Regions from separate parts of the Homo sapiens genome. Here region 2 is linked to region 1. A link is an interaction called in ENCODE POLR2A ChIA-PET data of the cell type or tissue named here. Cell type or tissue: MCF 10A. All regions are shown on one strand. Links, peaks and the distances in the headings refer to the core of each region. The heading gives the core; the rest is flanking DNA. Region 1 overlaps SCAPER (S-phase cyclin A associated protein in the ER). Region 2 overlaps SCAPER (S-phase cyclin A associated protein in the ER).

Region 1 (4,392 bases), core at 295-4,294:
AAGTTTTTTTCCAAAGAAAACATAAAAATGGCTAATAAGCATAAGAAAAAGTGCTCAACATCAGTAATCATCATGGAAATGCAAATTAAAACAAAAAAAAAATCACCTCACATCTGTTAGAAGAGCTATTATCAAAAAGATAAGAGATAATAACAACTGTTGGCCAGGGTGTGAAGAAAACCCTTGTACACTATTTGTGGAAATGTAAACTGGTATAACCATTATGGAAAACAGTATGAAAGTTTCTCAAAAAATTAAAAATACAACTACCATATGACCCAAAAATCCCTCTTCTGAGTAGATAGCCAAAGAAAATGAAATCAGCACCTCATGGAGACATCTGCACTCCTATGTTTATTTGCAGCATTATTCACAATAGCCAAGATATGGAAACAACCTTAAGTGTCCATCAATGGATAAATGGGTAAAGAAATTGTGGTGTATATATACACACACATACATACAGTCAAGCATCACTTAACAACAGAGATATACTGAGAAATGCATTGTTAGGCAATTTCATCATTGTGCGACCATCAGAGTGTACTTACAAAAACCTGGATGGTACAGCCTACTACACACCTACGTTATATGGCATGGCCTATTGCTCCTAGGCTACAAACCTGTATGGCAGGAACCTGACCCGCACAACAGGAGGTGAGCAGTGGGCCAGTAAACATTACCACCTGAGCTCCACCTCCTGTCAGATCAGGAGCAGCATTAGATTCTCATAGGAGCACAAACCCTATTGTGAGCGGCACATGTGAAGGATCTAGGTTGAGTGCTCCTTAGGACAGTCTAATGCCTGATCATCTGAGGTGGAACAGTTTCATCCTGAAACTACCCCTGCCACACCGACCCCAGTCCGTTGAAACATTGTCTTCCACAAAAACAGTCCCTGGTGCCAAAAAGGTTGAGGACTACTGCTGTATAGCATGTTACTATACTGAATACTACAGGCCAAGAGTAACACAATGTTAAGTATCTGTGCATCTAAACACAGAAAATCTACAGTAAAAATACGTTGCAAAATATTTTTAAAATGATAAACCTGTAGCATTTACCATGAATGGAGTTTACAGGACTGAAAGTTGCTCTGGGTAAGGGAGGGTGAGGGAGGGAGTAAAGGAGAGAATGGTAAGTGAAGGCCTAGGACATTAGTGTATGCTGCTGAGACTTTATAAACTACATATTTAGACTACACAAAATCCATACAAAAATTTTCTGTCTTCCTAATAAATTAACCTTAGCTTACTACAATCTTTTTACTTTATAAACCTTTTAGTATTTTTTAAACTCTGACATTTGTAGTAACACTTAGCTTAAAACACAAACACATTGTACAATTGTACAAAATTATCTTTATAACCTCATTCTATAAGCTTTTTCCTATCTAACATTTTTTTTCCTTTTTAACTTTTGTTAAAAATGAAGACACGAACACACACATTAGCCTAGGCCTACCCAGGATCAGGATCTTCCACCTCCACATATTGTCCCACTGCAAGGTCTTCAAGAGCAAGAAAATAACATGTATGGGAGCTATCATCTCCTGATGACAATGCTTTATCCTGGAATACCACCTAAGGACCTGCCAAAGGCTGTTTTACAGTTAGCTTTCTTTTTGTTAAGCAGAAGGAATACATTCTAAAATAACAATAAATAGTATAAAAATACATAAGCCAGTAACATAATTTTTTTTTTTTTTTTGAGATGGAGTCTCGCTCTGTTGCCCAGGCTGGAGTGCAGTGGCGCTATCTCGGCTCACTGCAAGCTCCACCTCCCAGGTTCACACCAGTCTCCTGCCTCAGCCTCCCGAGTAGCTGGGACTACAGGCGCCCGCCACAATGCCCAGCTAATTTTTTTTGTATTTTTGTATTTTTAGTACAGACGGTGTTAGCCAGGATGGTCTCGATCTCCTGACCTTGTGATCCACCCGCCTTGGCCTCCCAAAGTGCTGGGATTACAGGCGTGAGCCACCGTGCCTGGCTGCCAGTAACATAATTTATTATCATCATCATCAAGTACTGTGTACTGTACACAACTGTATGCACTATACTTCCATGCAACTGGTAGCACCATAGGCTTGTTTCTATCAGCATCATCACAAACACTGAGTAATATATTGTGCTACAACATTATGACAGCTATGACATCACTAGGTGACAAGAATCTTTCTGGTCCATTATAATCTTATGAACCACCATTGTAGGTCAGCTGTTGATTGAAACACTGTTATGCAGCACATGACTGTACAATGAAATATTATTCCACCTTTAAAAAGGAGATCCTGACATTTGCAACAATATGAATAAACCTCAAGGACATTGTGCTATGTGAAATAAGCCAGACCTACAAAGAAAAATAGTGTATGATCTCATTTATATATATATAATCTAAACAAAGTCGAATACGTAGAAAGAAAGGGACAATCAGTGGTTGGTTAACAAGGTCAGGGGGAGGAAGGAAATAGGGAGATGTAGATTAAAGGATACAAACTTCTAATTACGTAGGATGAACAGGTCTACAAATCTAATATACAGCATGAGGGCACTAGTTAATGATAACGTATTGTATACTAAAAATTCACTAAAAGAGTAGTTTTGTTACTCTTACCACACACACAAAAAGGTAACTATGTGAGGTGATAGGTTCATTTGCTAGACTGCAGTAATCATTTCACTACATATATGTATGTCAAAACATGTTATAAATCTCAAATATATATAACAAATATATATGTAAATAAACAGAATACCATTTACATTAACACCCCAAAATATGAAATACTTAGGTATAAAACTAACAAAATATGTATAAGATCTATATTAGGAAAACAACAAAACTCTGATAAAAAAAATTAGAAAACTAAGTAAATGGAAAGATAATCCATGGATAGGATGACTCAATATTGTCAAAATGTCAATCAGTTCTTTCAAACCTGATTTATAAATTCAATGCAATCTCAATCAAAATCCCAGCAAGTTAAGCTGATTCTAAAGTTTACAGCAGAAGCAAAAGACTCAGTAGAGCCAATACAATTTTGAAGAACAAAGCTGGTGGACTAACACTACCCAATGTCAAGAAATACTAAAAAGCTATAGTAATCAAGACAGGGTGGTACTAGGATAAAAGACCAACAGGTCAATGGAACAGAACAAAGAGCTCAGAAACAGACCCACATAAATATAATCAACTGATCTTTGACTAACGTACAAAGCCAATACAAGGGAACAAAGATTGTTTTTCAACACATGATGCTAGAATAAATGGGACATCACATGCAAAAACTAATGAATCTAGACACAGAACTTATAATCTTCACAAAAATTAACTCAAATTGGATCCTAGACCCAACTGTAAAATACAAAACTATACAACTCCTAAAGTATAACTTGCAGGGAAAAAACCTAGATGGTCTTGGATGCAACAATGAATTGTTAGATACAACACCAAAGGCACAGTCCATGAATGAAAAAATTGATAAGCTGGACCTCATTAAAATCAAAAACTTCTGCTCTGCAAAAAACAATATTGAGAGAATAAGACAAGCCACAGACAGGGAGAAAATATTTGCAAAAGACATACAAGAGACACTGTTATCCAAAACATACAAAAAACTCTTAAAACTCAACAATAAGGGGGGTGGAGCCAAGATGGCCAAATAGGAACAGCTCCAGTCTACAGCTCCCAGCGTGAGCGACGCAGAAGATGGGTGATTTCTGCATTTCCAACTGAGGTACCAGGTTCATCTCACTGGGGAGTGCCAGACAGTGGGTGCAGGACAGTGGGTGCAGCGCACCGTGCGTGAGCCAAAGCAGGGCAAGGCATTGCCTCACCAGGGAAGCCCAAGGGGTCAGGGAATTCCCTTTCCTAGTCAAAGAAAGGGGTGACAGACGGCACCTGGAAAATCGGGTCATCCCACGCTAATACTGTGCTTTTCCAACAGGCTTAACAAACGGCACACCAGGAGATTATATCCCGCACATGGCTCGGAGGGTCCTACGCCCACGGAGCCTCCCTCATTGCTAGCACAGCAGTCGGAGATCAAACTGCAAGGCGGCAGCGAGGCAGGGGGAGGAGCACCCACCATTGCCAAGACTTGAGTAGGTAAACAAAGCGGCCAGGAAGCTCGAACTGGGTGGAGCCCACCACTGCTCAAGGAGGCCTGCCTGCCTCTGTGGGCTCCACATCTGGGGGCAGGGCACAGACAAACAAAAAGCAGCAGTAGCCTCTGCAGACTTTAATGTCCCTCTCTGACAGCTTTGAAGACAGTAGTGGTTCTCCCAGCATGCAGCTTGAGATCTGAGAACAGGCAGACTGCCTCCTCAAGTGGGTCCCTGATCCCCAAGTAGCCTAACTGGGAGCCACCCCCCAGTAGGGGCAGACTGA
Region 2 (4,392 bases), core at 139-4,138, 240 kb before region 1:
CTTCTTAGACAAACCCCAGCCGTGGTAATAATGTTTGTTTAGCTCTTACTATGGGCTAGGCACCATTCTCAATGTCTTGCATGCATTAATTTCTTTAGCTGGATTAATGAAAACAACTGGCAGACTTTTCCATTTCTGAACCTGGCAGGGGTGGGGGTGTGGGGGGAGTCAGACCATGCAAAATACTGGTAGGACTACTGATTCAAGATCTTATTAAATCTCCCTAGGGTGTTCATTCTCCCACTATCCACAAAGGTTTGCTTCATACATTCCCCACTCTCTTCAAAAGTCCACCCTTTCCTTTCTCTCTTTTGCTTTCATAAGATGATCCTACATTTCAAAGAGAAAACAGAAGTTATTGGAACAAGAAAATTTTCACTTTCGGCCATAAAATCTACAAGCTTATCTGCATTTCACTCATCTTCTTCTCTGTTCCTCTTATTACAGTCATTCCTTCCAGACAGGACTAATTTCACCACACAGGATGTATGCATGAGTTCTTTCTGGATCTCAAGCTCTCTCTTCTTCCTGTCTCAGGTCTTTCTGCAATGTTCTTCATCTTTTCCTTCTGAAATGCTTCCTCCACTCCCACATTACCTAGAACATTACTATTTATCCCTCAGCTCTTAGCACAAACATTACTTTCTCTGATTTGACTATTTCTTCAAAGCACTCATCATAAGAGAATTAAAAATACTTACTGAACTAACTGTTTAATGTGTGCTTCTCCTATGCAAAGCTTTACAAGGGAATTTCCTGAAGTGATAGAAATATTCTGTGTTTTTACTGTCCAACATGGTGGCTAGAAGCTATTGTATTGAACAGTGCAGAAGCAGAGTATTAACTTCATGAGCGAGGTGCTCGTCTATCTGCTCACTGCTTTATCCTTATCATGTAACATGCTACTTTTACATAAGTACACTCATTAGATATTTAATAAATTCATGTCCTACAGAGAAAACTTCTTCTTTACATTAATTTTAACAATATCCAGACCAAGGATGGTGGTTCATGCTTGTAATCCCAGCACTTTGGGAGGGCAAGGCAGGAGGTTCACTTGAAGCCAGGAATCTGAGATCAGCCTGGGTAACAAGGCAAGACCCAGTTTCTACAAAAAATAAGAAACTATTAGCTGGCAATGGTGGCGTGCACCTGTAGTCCTAGCTACTCAGGAGGTTGAGGTGCGAGGACTGCTTAAGCTCCAGAGTTCCAGACTGCAGTGAGCTTACAACACTGCGCTTCAGCCCGGGCAACAGAGTGAGACCTTCATCTCTAAAAAGAAAAAAACCCAATAACTTCATAGGTTACAAAATACTTTCATGTACATGATCTTATTTAATCCTCTCAACAACACTGTCAATAAGTATTATCCCTATTTGAAAAACGCAAAAACTGATGCAGAGCAAGATAGCCAAATAGAAGCCTTCACAGATGTCCTCCATACAGGAACACCAAATTGAACAACTATCCACATAAAAAAGTACCTTAATAAGAACCGAAAGTTGTGTGAATCACCACAGTACCTGATTTTAACTTCGTATCACTGAAAAAGGCACTGAAGAGACAGGAAAGACAGTCTTGAAATGCTGATGCCACCCCTCCCTCCTACCCTGGCAGCCACCCTGTGGTGCAGACAGAGAGTCTATGCACTTGGGAGACAGGAAGCACAGTGGCAGTGAGACTTTGCCTTGGAAATCAGTGCTAGCCTGTTACAGTGGAAAGCAACAGGACACAATTCAGCTGGCCCCCACAGAGAGAGCATTTATACCAACCTTAGAAAGCGGGGAATCGCCCATCCTAGCACTCGGAACCTGAGTTGCAGGTTAAAGTGTTCTGGGGACCTAAATAAACTTGAAAGGAGGTTTAAGCCACAAGAACTGCAATTCCTGGGCAAGTCCTGGTGTTGTGCTGGGCTCGGAGCCAGTGAACTTGGGAAGAATGTGACCTATGAGACCAGCCAGGGCAGCCAAGGGAGTGTTTGCACCACCCCTCTCTCAACCCCAGGCAGCTCACAACTCTGGTACAGACTCCGTCCCTATGCTTGAGGAGAGGGGAGGGAAGACTAAAGAGGACTCTGTGCCAGGCACAGTGGCTCATACCTATAATCCCAGTGCTTTGGGAGGCTGAGGCAAGCGGATTGCTTGGGCCCAGAAGTTCAAGACCAGCCTGGGCAACATGGTGAAAGCCCGTCTCTAGCAAAAAATACAAAAATTAGCTGGGTGTGGTGGCACACACTTGTAGTCCCACCTACTCAGGAGGCTGAGGAGGCAGGATCAATTGAGTCTCAAAGATCAAGGCTGCAGTGAGCTATGATCATGCCACTGCGCTCTAGCCTGGGTGAAAAAGCAATACCCTGTTTCAAAAAGAAGAAGAAGAAGGAGAAAAAAAGAGGACTTTGTCTTGCAACTTGGAAACCAGCTCAGCCATAGTAGGACGGAATAACTGGGCAGAATCCTGAGGCTCCCATTCCAGGCCCTAGCTCCTGGATGGTATTTTTAGACATATCCTGGGCAAAAAGGGAATGGGCTACCTTAAAGGGAAAGACCCAGTCCTGGAAGGATTTGTCATCTGCTGACAAAAGACTCCTTGGGCCCTCACGAGTTAGCAGTGGTAGCCAGGAAGCACTCGCCAAGGGCCTTGAGTGAGACTCAGAGACATGATGGCTTCAGATGGGATACAGCCCATTCCCAGCTGTGGTGGCTACGGGGAGAGACTCCTTCTGCTTGAGAAAAGGGGAGGGAAGAGTACGGGAACTTTGTTTTGCAGCTTAGGTATCAGCTTGACCACAGTAGGGCAGAGCAACAAGAGGGTTCTTGAGGTCCCTGATTCCAGGCCTTGGCTCTTGGATGGTATTTCTGCACCTGAACTGGGCCACAGGGAAGCCACTGTCCTGAATGGAAGGCCCAGGCCAGGCAGCATACACCACAAACTGAATGAAGAGCCCTTGGGCCTTGAGTGAACACTGACAGTAGCCAGGCAGTACTCACCATAGGCCTGGGGTGGTGGTGGCCACAGGAAGAGACTCCTATGACTATAGAAAGGGGAGGGAAGAGTGGTAAGGACTTTGTCTTGTGGTTTGGGTGTCAGCTCAACCACAGTAGAACACAGCACCAGGTTGATTCCTAAGGTTTCTGACTCTAGGCCCTGGCTCCTGGATGGCATATCTGGACCTGCTCGGGCCAGGCAGAACTTGCTGCACTGAACGGAAATACATAAGCCTGGCGGGTTTTGCTACCTGCTGATTGCTGAGCCCTAGGGGGACTTGAGCAAACAAAGGTGGTAGCCAGGCAGTGGTTACTGTGCGCCTTGGGCGAGACACAGTAATCTGTGCTTCAGGTCTGACCTAGCACAGGCCCAGTGGTGGGGGCTACAGGGGTGCTTGTGTCAACCCTCATCCAGCTGCAAGCAGCTCAGCACAGAGAGAGAGAGACTCCATTTGTTTGGGAGAAAATAAGGGAAGAGAACAAGAATTTCTGCCTGGTTGTCCAGCAAATTCTTCTGGATCTTATCCAAGACCACCAAGGCAGTACCTCTACGAGTCTATAAGAGCCATAGTGTTACTGGGCTTGGGGTTCCCCCAAATGCAGATATAACTGCAGTGGCCAATAGCTTAGGTTTCAACACCCAAGTCCCTTTGGATACCTGGAAAACATTCCCAAGAAGGATGGGTACAAACAAGCCTACACCATGAAGACTACAATAAATACCTAACTCTTCAATCCCTAGACACCTACAAACACCCAATATGACCTCACCTAATGAACTAAATAAGACACCAGGGACCAATCCTGGAGAAACAGAGATAAGTGACTCTTTCAGGCAGAGAATTCGAAATAGTTGTTTTGATGAAACTCAAATTCAAGATAACACAGAGAAGGAATTCAGAATTCTATCAGATACATTTAGCGAAGAGATAAAAATAATTTAAAATAATCTTTGGGAGGCTGAGGCGGGCAGATCACAAGGACAGGAGATCGAGACAATCCTGGCTAACACGGTGAAACCCTGCCTTGACTAAAAATACAAAAAATTAGCTGGGCATGGTGGCGGGTGCCTGTAATCCCAGCTACTCAGGAGGCTGAGGCAGGAGAATGGCATGAACCTGGGAGGCGGAGCTTGCAGTGAGCTGAGATGGTGCCACTGCACTCCAGCCTGGGTGACAGAGCGAGACTCTGTCTCAAAAAAAAAAAAAAAAAAAAAAAATAGTAACTACAACAACAATGTTTTAAGACATAGTACAAGAAGATATGAATAGAAACAACAAAAAGTGAAAAAGCAGAGGGATGAAGTTAAAATGTAAAGTTTTTATTAGTTTTTTCTTTGCTTGTTTGTTATTTAGTTTTTTTATGCAAGTAGTGTTAAGTTGTCATCAGTTTAAAATAATGGGTTATA

Evidence for each region. Peaks named below come from ENCODE experiments on the same cell type or tissue, not always from the same donor. Only the 100,000 strongest peaks of a DNase experiment are listed, where the experiment ranks them.
Region 2: POLR2A ChIA-PET joins it to region 1 with 5 read pairs; 3 of 35 experiments call an interaction of 5 or more read pairs at or near these places.

The regions. Positions count from the first base shown.
Region 1 is chr15:76,814,961-76,819,352 of GRCh38, forward strand. The region is part of intron 5 of SCAPER (S-phase cyclin A associated protein in the ER); the gene reads right to left. Among named protein-coding and RNA genes, the nearest start is that of SCAPER, 88 kb to the right of the region's middle. In MCF 10A, for the core only: no CTCF peak of the experiment used is centred there; no DNase peak of the experiment used is centred there.
Region 2 is chr15:76,575,087-76,579,478 of GRCh38, forward strand. The region is part of intron 22 of SCAPER (S-phase cyclin A associated protein in the ER); the gene reads right to left. Among named protein-coding and RNA genes, the nearest start is that of MIR3713, 9.4 kb to the right of the region's middle. RefSeq lists enhancers at 489-538, 549-598. In MCF 10A, for the core only: no CTCF peak of the experiment used is centred there; a DNase peak (open chromatin) is centred at 1,925.